3 separate regions of the Homo sapiens genome follow, and all the other regions are linked to region 2. The links are chromatin loops, found by intact Hi-C in ENCODE. Cell type or tissue: psoas muscle. All regions are shown on one strand. Region 1 overlaps TTLL5 (tubulin tyrosine ligase like 5). Region 2 overlaps TGFB3 (transforming growth factor beta 3). Region 3 overlaps TTLL5 (tubulin tyrosine ligase like 5).

The links. Peaks named below come from ENCODE experiments on the same cell type or tissue, not always from the same donor. Only the 100,000 strongest peaks of a DNase experiment are listed, where the experiment ranks them.
Region 1: a loop joins it to region 2, with 8 times the contacts of the local background. A loop is called at or near these places in 71 of 110 quality-filtered maps.
Region 3: it touches region 2 in a loop (2.1-fold over the local background); 69 of 110 quality-filtered maps call a loop at or near these places.

The regions. Positions count from the first base shown.
Region 1 is chr14:75,793,137-75,795,636 of GRCh38, reverse strand. The region is part of intron 27 of TTLL5 (tubulin tyrosine ligase like 5); the gene reads right to left. Among named protein-coding and RNA genes, the nearest start is that of TTLL5, 130 kb to the right of the region's middle. In psoas muscle, a CTCF peak has its summit at 945 (motif pointing left); no DNase peak of the experiment used is centred here.
Region 2 is chr14:75,978,419-75,980,918 of GRCh38, reverse strand. It overlaps TGFB3 (transforming growth factor beta 3), which reads left to right. Exons shown (of 7, transcript NM_003239.5): 1 at 1-377. The coding sequence starts at 26. Among named protein-coding and RNA genes, the nearest start is that of TGFB3, 2.3 kb to the left of the region's middle. In psoas muscle, a CTCF peak has its summit at 1,479; DNase peaks (open chromatin) are centred at 1,022, 1,498 and 2,482; H3K4me3 peaks cover 2,500 bases; H3K27ac peaks cover 1,879 bases.
Region 3 is chr14:75,803,999-75,806,498 of GRCh38, reverse strand. All of the region lies in intron 27 of TTLL5 (tubulin tyrosine ligase like 5), which reads right to left. Among named protein-coding and RNA genes, the nearest start is that of TTLL5, 140 kb to the right of the region's middle. In psoas muscle, no CTCF peak of the experiment used is centred here; no DNase peak of the experiment used is centred here; H3K27ac peaks cover 1,218 bases.

The DNA.
Region 1 (2,500 bases), 190 kb after region 2:
AGGACACAAAGGTACAAGGATTATATAATGGACTTTGGGGACTTGGGGGGAAGGGTGGAAGGAGGGTGAAGAATAAAAGACTGCACATTGGGTACAGTGTACACTACTTGGGTGATAGGTGCACCAAAATCTTGGAAATCACCACTAGAGAGCTTATCCATGTAACCAAACACCACCTGTTCCCCCAAAAACCTACTGAAATAAAAAAAATCGTATGTACCCCATAAATATATACACCTATGTACCCACAATAATTTTTGAAAAACTACTAAAAAGTACACTTTATCTAAAAACTTGTTTCTAACCAAATTAGAAGCCATTTACTATTGAAAGCCTTTTATGGCTGAAATAACAATATTTTCCACATATATTGCATTTAGAGGTTTTGCATAATATCCTCATGACCCTGTTGTATTTTCCTCATCAATCAGTGAAGACCCTGAGGTTAAGAGAAGTTGAGTGAACTGCTCAAGATCACACAGCTAGTCAGTGGCAGGAGAACAGTAGAGTGAACTGTCCAAGATCACACAGCTAGTCAGTGTCAGAAGAGTAGAATGAACTGTCCAAGATCACACAGCTAGTCAGTGTCAGAACAATGGAATTAACTGCCCAATATCACACAGGAGTCAGTGGCAGGAGAACAGTGGGGTGAACTGCCCAAGATCACACAGCTAGTCAGTGTCAGAAGAGTAGAGTGAACTGTCCAAGATCACATAGCTAATCAGTGACAGAACAGTGGCATGAACTGCCAAAGATCATACAGGAGTCAGTGTCAGAATAACAATGGAGTGAACTGCTCAAGATCACACAGGAGTCAGTGGCAAGTCTCTGGATGGCTAATCTAGCTCTTTCTCCACTACTCCATCCTGCTTATTACATCCTACAGCACCTCCCTCAGTACTGACCACCCTATTACCAAGACTCTAAAAGTTAACACTGACATCTAATGGCAAGTTCAGATCCCTACAAACCATAGTCTAATGGACTTTTAATTCGCTGGCACTGAAGTTCTTTATAGACGAAAAAAATGAACTGAAGGGGGATGACTTCCCAATCAGGATACAGTCACCTTGGATTCCTACAGGATTAGGATCTTTTCACTTTGTAGGCTTTGCAGTCTAGTGAACGATAGGAGCTAGATAGGTAAGCACTAATATTGGCTATTTTGGGTATTTTTTTTTTTTTTTTACTACAATCACAAAATCTCAATGTCTTGGTGCTTCTAGCTGCCCATTTATAAACCGGAAACATATAATCTAGTTAGTGACCCAATGATAAAAGTGTAGCAGAGCACTGGCCTTTCCCGTCTCATAGCCACTTATTTAATTTGAAAATTCCTTCCCATCATATCTTAGTATCCTATTCCCTCTTCCCATAATTCTATCACTAAAATCTAACTACCCAACTCCCTCCAAGAATCAACATTGTTCTTATAATATTCTTTGCTTCCTATTTCACATTAGGCCTTCTTATTTACTCCCTTCAAACAACTAAGGATTTGAGAAAGAAAATAATTACTGCTTCACACGCTGGGATGAGGCTGAAGTAAAACTAATTCCATGAGAGGCTTAGCTTTAGTTTTGGTCCTAAATTTTATACAGATAAGTAGGGTACCACCAGGGAGCAGTGTGTTGCCTACTTTTAGCATGTACTTAAAGTAATTTTCAGCTTCACTTTTTTCGAGACTTGATTATCACTACAGAGTTACTACCAATTAAGGAATTTGGCACATCAGCAACATAGCAAAATATAACTGTGGAGTTAAATTATGATAATTCCTTTGGAGGACTTTGATGCCATTTAACATTAAGGAATAAGAGATATGGCTTTTCCTTCAATTAAACACCATAGGGATAACCAGCAAGAAGGACAAAGAGAATTCACAAAGCTCTTGAAAGTGTCATCTACCTTCACTGTGTTGCAAGATTGTTAATATCTATATAGCATAAGGACAATATCCTGTTATTTATTTCTATCCACCCAGCTTGTTGAATGACCTTGATCACATCACTTATTTCAGCCTCAGGTTCCCCCATCTGTAAAATGGGGAGAATGATATTATATTGGATAAGGGTATAATGAAATATGAAATTAATCAGTTACCCATAAAACATCCTGAGATCATGAAATAAGAGGCAGTATAGAAAAAAATTTTTTTAAAGGGTAATGTTATAAAATTCTGGTAAAAAGATTTATAAGACTAGAACTCACTGGAAAATTTTACCAAAGAAAAGAACTTATTTTTAAAGATCCTTTAAAATTATATTTACAGATGAACATTCAAGTCTGTTTATCCATGAAATAGGTACATCATATCCAGTAGCAGACTTACTTCACAATGCCTGTAACAGAAAGTTATTTTCTTTAAATTTGAAGAGGAAAAACTTGATAATTTAGCTTGAAACCAACTATTAATAATACTCATTCAAGAGGCATCAGTATATGGGAATAGTAAAGACAGGGAAAGACAAAGTACCCTGTCATTAATTCTATCCTCAGG
Region 2 (2,500 bases):
CCTGGCCTCTCTTCCCAGCTCACACATGAAGATGCACTTGCAAAGGGCTCTGGTGGTCCTGGCCCTGCTGAACTTTGCCACGGTCAGCCTCTCTCTGTCCACTTGCACCACCTTGGACTTCGGCCACATCAAGAAGAAGAGGGTGGAAGCCATTAGGGGACAGATCTTGAGCAAGCTCAGGCTCACCAGCCCCCCTGAGCCAACGGTGATGACCCACGTCCCCTATCAGGTCCTGGCCCTTTACAACAGCACCCGGGAGCTGCTGGAGGAGATGCATGGGGAGAGGGAGGAAGGCTGCACCCAGGAAAACACCGAGTCGGAATACTATGCCAAAGAAATCCATAAATTCGACATGATCCAGGGGCTGGCGGAGCACAGTAAGTCCAAATTCTCGCTGGGGTGTCTGCTCTGGAGGGTCTGAACTGGAGCTGGGAGCTCTGCAGAGGGGGGCCTAGTGCTGGCCACACAGCAGGGTGCCCCAGGATTCACCAGCACCAAGGCTCAGGATGTGCGATGCTCCTCCGTTGGGGCTGGGGAGGTGGGTGGGGAAGGAGATAGAGCCATTCTGTTAAGAGCCGGCGCTTCTGGGAGGCCAGGAGCCCTGGAGCTGAGTGGCTTGCTGAATTCACATCACATCCTTGACTGATTTTAATTTGGAATTACATTGTGCTGTCCAGGGAAACATATGTATTCTTGCACATGCGATCGTATCAGTAACTGTAAGCATCTGGGTGCCATAAAGGGGAAGGCCGGCTCTGTCAGGAGCCCTTACGGTTCTCAGTGTGGAGACCTCATCTTCTCCCTGCTTTTCACAACTCATTGTGACACGTCTCCGTTTCAGTTTTTCCAGTTCTTGGGAAGAAGAATACCTGCCCCAAATTAATGTCTGTCAAGCTTTTTGAAGCCCAGGCAGGAGACAGCTTCTTGCTGCCTGGGCCCTTTGGTCTACCCCACCCACGTGACCCACGAGACCCACGTGAGCTGTGTGTGTGGAAGGAAGAGGGTATGCACGAATGTTCCCAGGGCCGTGTACTTTAGGGTGACATGCAGTCTTGTGCAGTAGACAGATTCATGTGCTCAAAATGGGCGCCCTCCAGGCCGGTGGGCACGGGGAGAGCGGGTTTTGGCTGTGGATGCGTAGAGGAGGCTGGCGCCCTTTGTGTCTGCGTGTCACGGGAGAGCGGGTGGAGGGGTGGCAGTGGGTGCATGGTGGGGGGGGGGGATATGTCTGGGAGCCTGCCGTCCCAGGAGGCTCTGTCTGCATGGAGGAGCCGGGCGGCTTCTGGGCGAGATGTCTGTGTGTGTTGGTACACGTGTGGAAGTCATATGTGTTTACTGAAGGGGATTTTAAAAACCTCAATACAAGAGAGAGAAATTTGGCAGATGTTGAGAAACTGACAGCCCAGGAAAGAGGAATGTGAGCCACTCGTGGGCCGTAGACTCCGGGAGCAGCTCTGTTTGCTTTTCCTACCAGCAGGTGTCCTCGCCGCCCTGACTACCTCAGCCCAGGCCCACCTGGGAGGTGGGCAGCTCCTGGAGTGGGGTGGAGGGCATGGGATGGAGCTGGCAGGCAGGGGAGGGTGGTCAGCAGAGCACACAGCAAGGGGTGAAAGGAACCTGGCTGGAGAGAAGGAACAGGAGTGGGTACCGATGGGTGGACCAGCTCTGGCTGGAGGTGCAAAGGCCCCGTTCACGGCTCCACGCCAGGCAGAGGAGCCTGTGGTTACTGGCGAGGGGTTCCCGCTCCAGCTTCCTGTGGCTGCCTGGAGCGCCTTTCTTCAGGATGTGGCTGCCATGTGGGGCGGAGGCTGGAGGCCGATGCAGAGCTACTACTCCCTGCCCAGGGTCTCTGGGTGGGGCTGGCTCAGAGACCCACAGTTCCCAGAGGCACCTAGCAGCTCGATGGCCAAGGCTCCAACTCCCTGGGAACCCACCAACGCGGGAGATAGTGACCACAAGCATCAGAGGAAGGTCGAAATCTGAGGCCGGCAGGAGAGGTGTGAGGAGAGTCCAGGGCAAGAGGGCAGGACTCAGACCTTCATGGTCTGGGTCAGCAGGAGGAGTCCAAGGGAGGAAGCATTCTGAGTCACCAGGACCCCCCCATCCCGGAATCCTGAGCTGAGAATGAATGAGCCACGTGGAGGCAAGGCCATGCAGGTGCAAGTGGACACTGATTTTGTGCAGACTCAAAGCACAAATAGCAGATGTCCTTGGGAAAAGCCCGGGCAGGGCCCCATAGATGCTGGGCAGCTTCCAGGCTGCAGTACCAAGACCTTACAACTGCAACAGATGGGTGGATGTGGGGTTATGGAGCAATGGTCTGGCCTGGGGCAACCCAGCACAGTGAGCAGGATGCTGTTCAGGATGCTGGGGAGGAGCCAACGTGCGATGCTATGAGGCTCACAGGTACAAACCGGAAGCAGGCAGACTCTGCAGCTGTTGGAGGTGACTTGGAGGCTGAGCAGACGGACCTGGGCCCGCCCTGCAGCTGGTCGGGTGC
Region 3 (2,500 bases), 170 kb after region 2:
ATAGTAGGGAGACAGGCTGGAAAAGTAGCCTGGAGCCAGATTCTAAATAAAGGCTTTGAATCACATTTAACAGCCTGGGCTTCCCATTATAGACAACAGAAGGCCCTCGAGATTCTTAAGCAGAAGAGTACCATGATGAGACTTGTGATTTAGGAAAGGATCCATTATGGCCGGGCACAGTGGCTCACACCTGAATTCCCAGCACTTTGAAAGGCTGAAGCGGACAGATCACTTGAGGTCAGGAGTTTGAAACCACTCTGGCCAAGATGGTGAAACCCCATCTCTACTAAAAATACAAAAATTAGCCCGGCATGGCGGCAGGCATCTGTAATCCCAGCTACTTGGGAGGCTGAGGCAGGAGAATCACTTGAACCTGGGAGGCAGAGATTGTAGTGAGCTGAGATCGCGCACCACTGCACTCCAGTCTGAGCAACAGAGTGAGACTGCATCTCAAAAAAAAAAAAAAAAGAATCTTTCAGAGCAAAGCAAAGACTAGGGTGAACAGGAAGAGACTGGCCAAGAAACCAGTGAAAAGGTAATTGCAGCTCTCCATCCAAGAGATAATAAAGGCCTTAAGCAGGACAGTAGATGGAAAAGTGAAAAACAGGATAGGTATCAGAGACACTGTAGAATCTTGACAACTGCCTGGACATAGAATGAGGAAGTGAAGAGAGGCACTGATAAACCAATGGCTCCATTCCTAAATTCCCTGGGATTCTAGAATTCCAAGAATTGCAATGTCACTAATATAGAGAAGAACAAAAAGAGGCAAATAAGTTTTAAATATGTTTAAGACTTTTCTGAGTATTTTCAAAATATGTTCAAAATACATCAAGTATTTTGAATGTTCTGCAATATAGTTAGGTAGAAATGTCTCACAGGTGGAAATGTGGACCTGACTCTCAGCAAAGGCTCAAACTAAAGATATATACTTGGGAGAAATCCATAGAGAAGTACCAGGATGAAATCACAGGAAAAGGAACTTTATCCCAGGGGAAAGTATGGAGAGGAAAAAGAAGTTCTGAGGATTACAGCCTAGAATTCAGAGATATGCTGGAGGATCCCAAAAGACCAGGGAGAAGCAGATGCCCAGGGGCCACTCCACCTTCTTCAACCAGAGCCACTCTGCTATGATCAACTTTATACACATAAGATCTATATGCCAGTGGCTCTGAAAAACATGTTGAAAATGGAATCTAGTTTTCAGGGAGAGCAGGAGGAAGCAATGATTTCTCAGAGGAATTACTGAAGGGTTAGAAAAGCTAAGGGAAATTTTCACCTAAGAAGCCGTTGATAATAGTGCCACATGCTAAAGGAAGAAGATTAAAAATAGTGACTGAAGTTGGCAATTCTGAGGTCATGAGTGGCCTTTGAGAGAGAGATGGACAAATGTAAGAGATGAAGTCAGACTGCAAGAGCAAGTGTGTAGGGGTGGAGGGGCAGAAGGGAGACTAGAGCCAACAAGGGTGTGTTATTTTAAAAGAAGTTTGGCAGTACAAGTAAGATGAGTTTAAAGGGGTGGCAGAGTAAAACAAAGGCTATTTTAAAACAAGAGACCATGCAGTAGGCCAGGAACTAAAGAAAATGAGAGCTTCAAGCCTCAAGACCTAGAAAAGCTAGGAAATTAGATCAGATCAACTGGAGCCAGGTCCTGGAACAGAGAGGCACAAGTAGCCAAGAGAAGAATTGGTCTTGATACCAAAACTACCCCATTTTACAGATGAGGAAATCAAGGCACAGGGAGGTTAAACAACTTGTCCAAGGTCTTGCTGACTCAAGAGCTTATGCCTTTTTCTATTTACCCTTTCCTGCTTCTAGAAATGGGAAAGAATAATGTATATGGTAAAAAGAACAACAACTTTTTCTACTAAGAAAGAATATGAAACTAAAGGAACTAGGGTTAACAAACGGCCACAAAATCTGAGCACAAATGTACCTAAGTTCAAATGTGTCCAGATAAACTAAGGAGGCAGAAAGAGTTTCCAGTGCCAATTGCTGAAGCTTGTGATAAACTGGGCGCCATCTGCCTCAATCCTAGAGAACATCTGTAACCATTTCAAAGATTTAGCTCCGTCTCTCTTCATTTGGAATTTCTGAAATTGAGATTCACTCAGGGTCCACTGTGGACCCTTACGGTGTTAGCTGCGGAAGCAGAAGAAATGATAAAGAATTCCTTTGTATAGAGAGAGTGAGAGAGTTTAACTGCTGTGAATCAAGCTTTATGTACCTCCGCATCTATCTTTCTCTAGGACCAGGCAGGGAAGTCTCAGGGTAAGGAGCAAGAAAAATGAAAGAAATAGAATGGATTTTTTTTTTCCCACTCTCCATCTAAATGAAAAATGTGAAGAGCAAAAAGTATCTCCTCCCCTCTCTGTATCTGTCAGCACATTTCCAGGAGGCCTGGCCACATCCCGGGCACTGGCTGGTTGGGGAGCAGAGACTGACACAGCACATTCGTTCACACTGGAGCCCCCGCCTGGGTGGTCTGCTGTTATCCCTT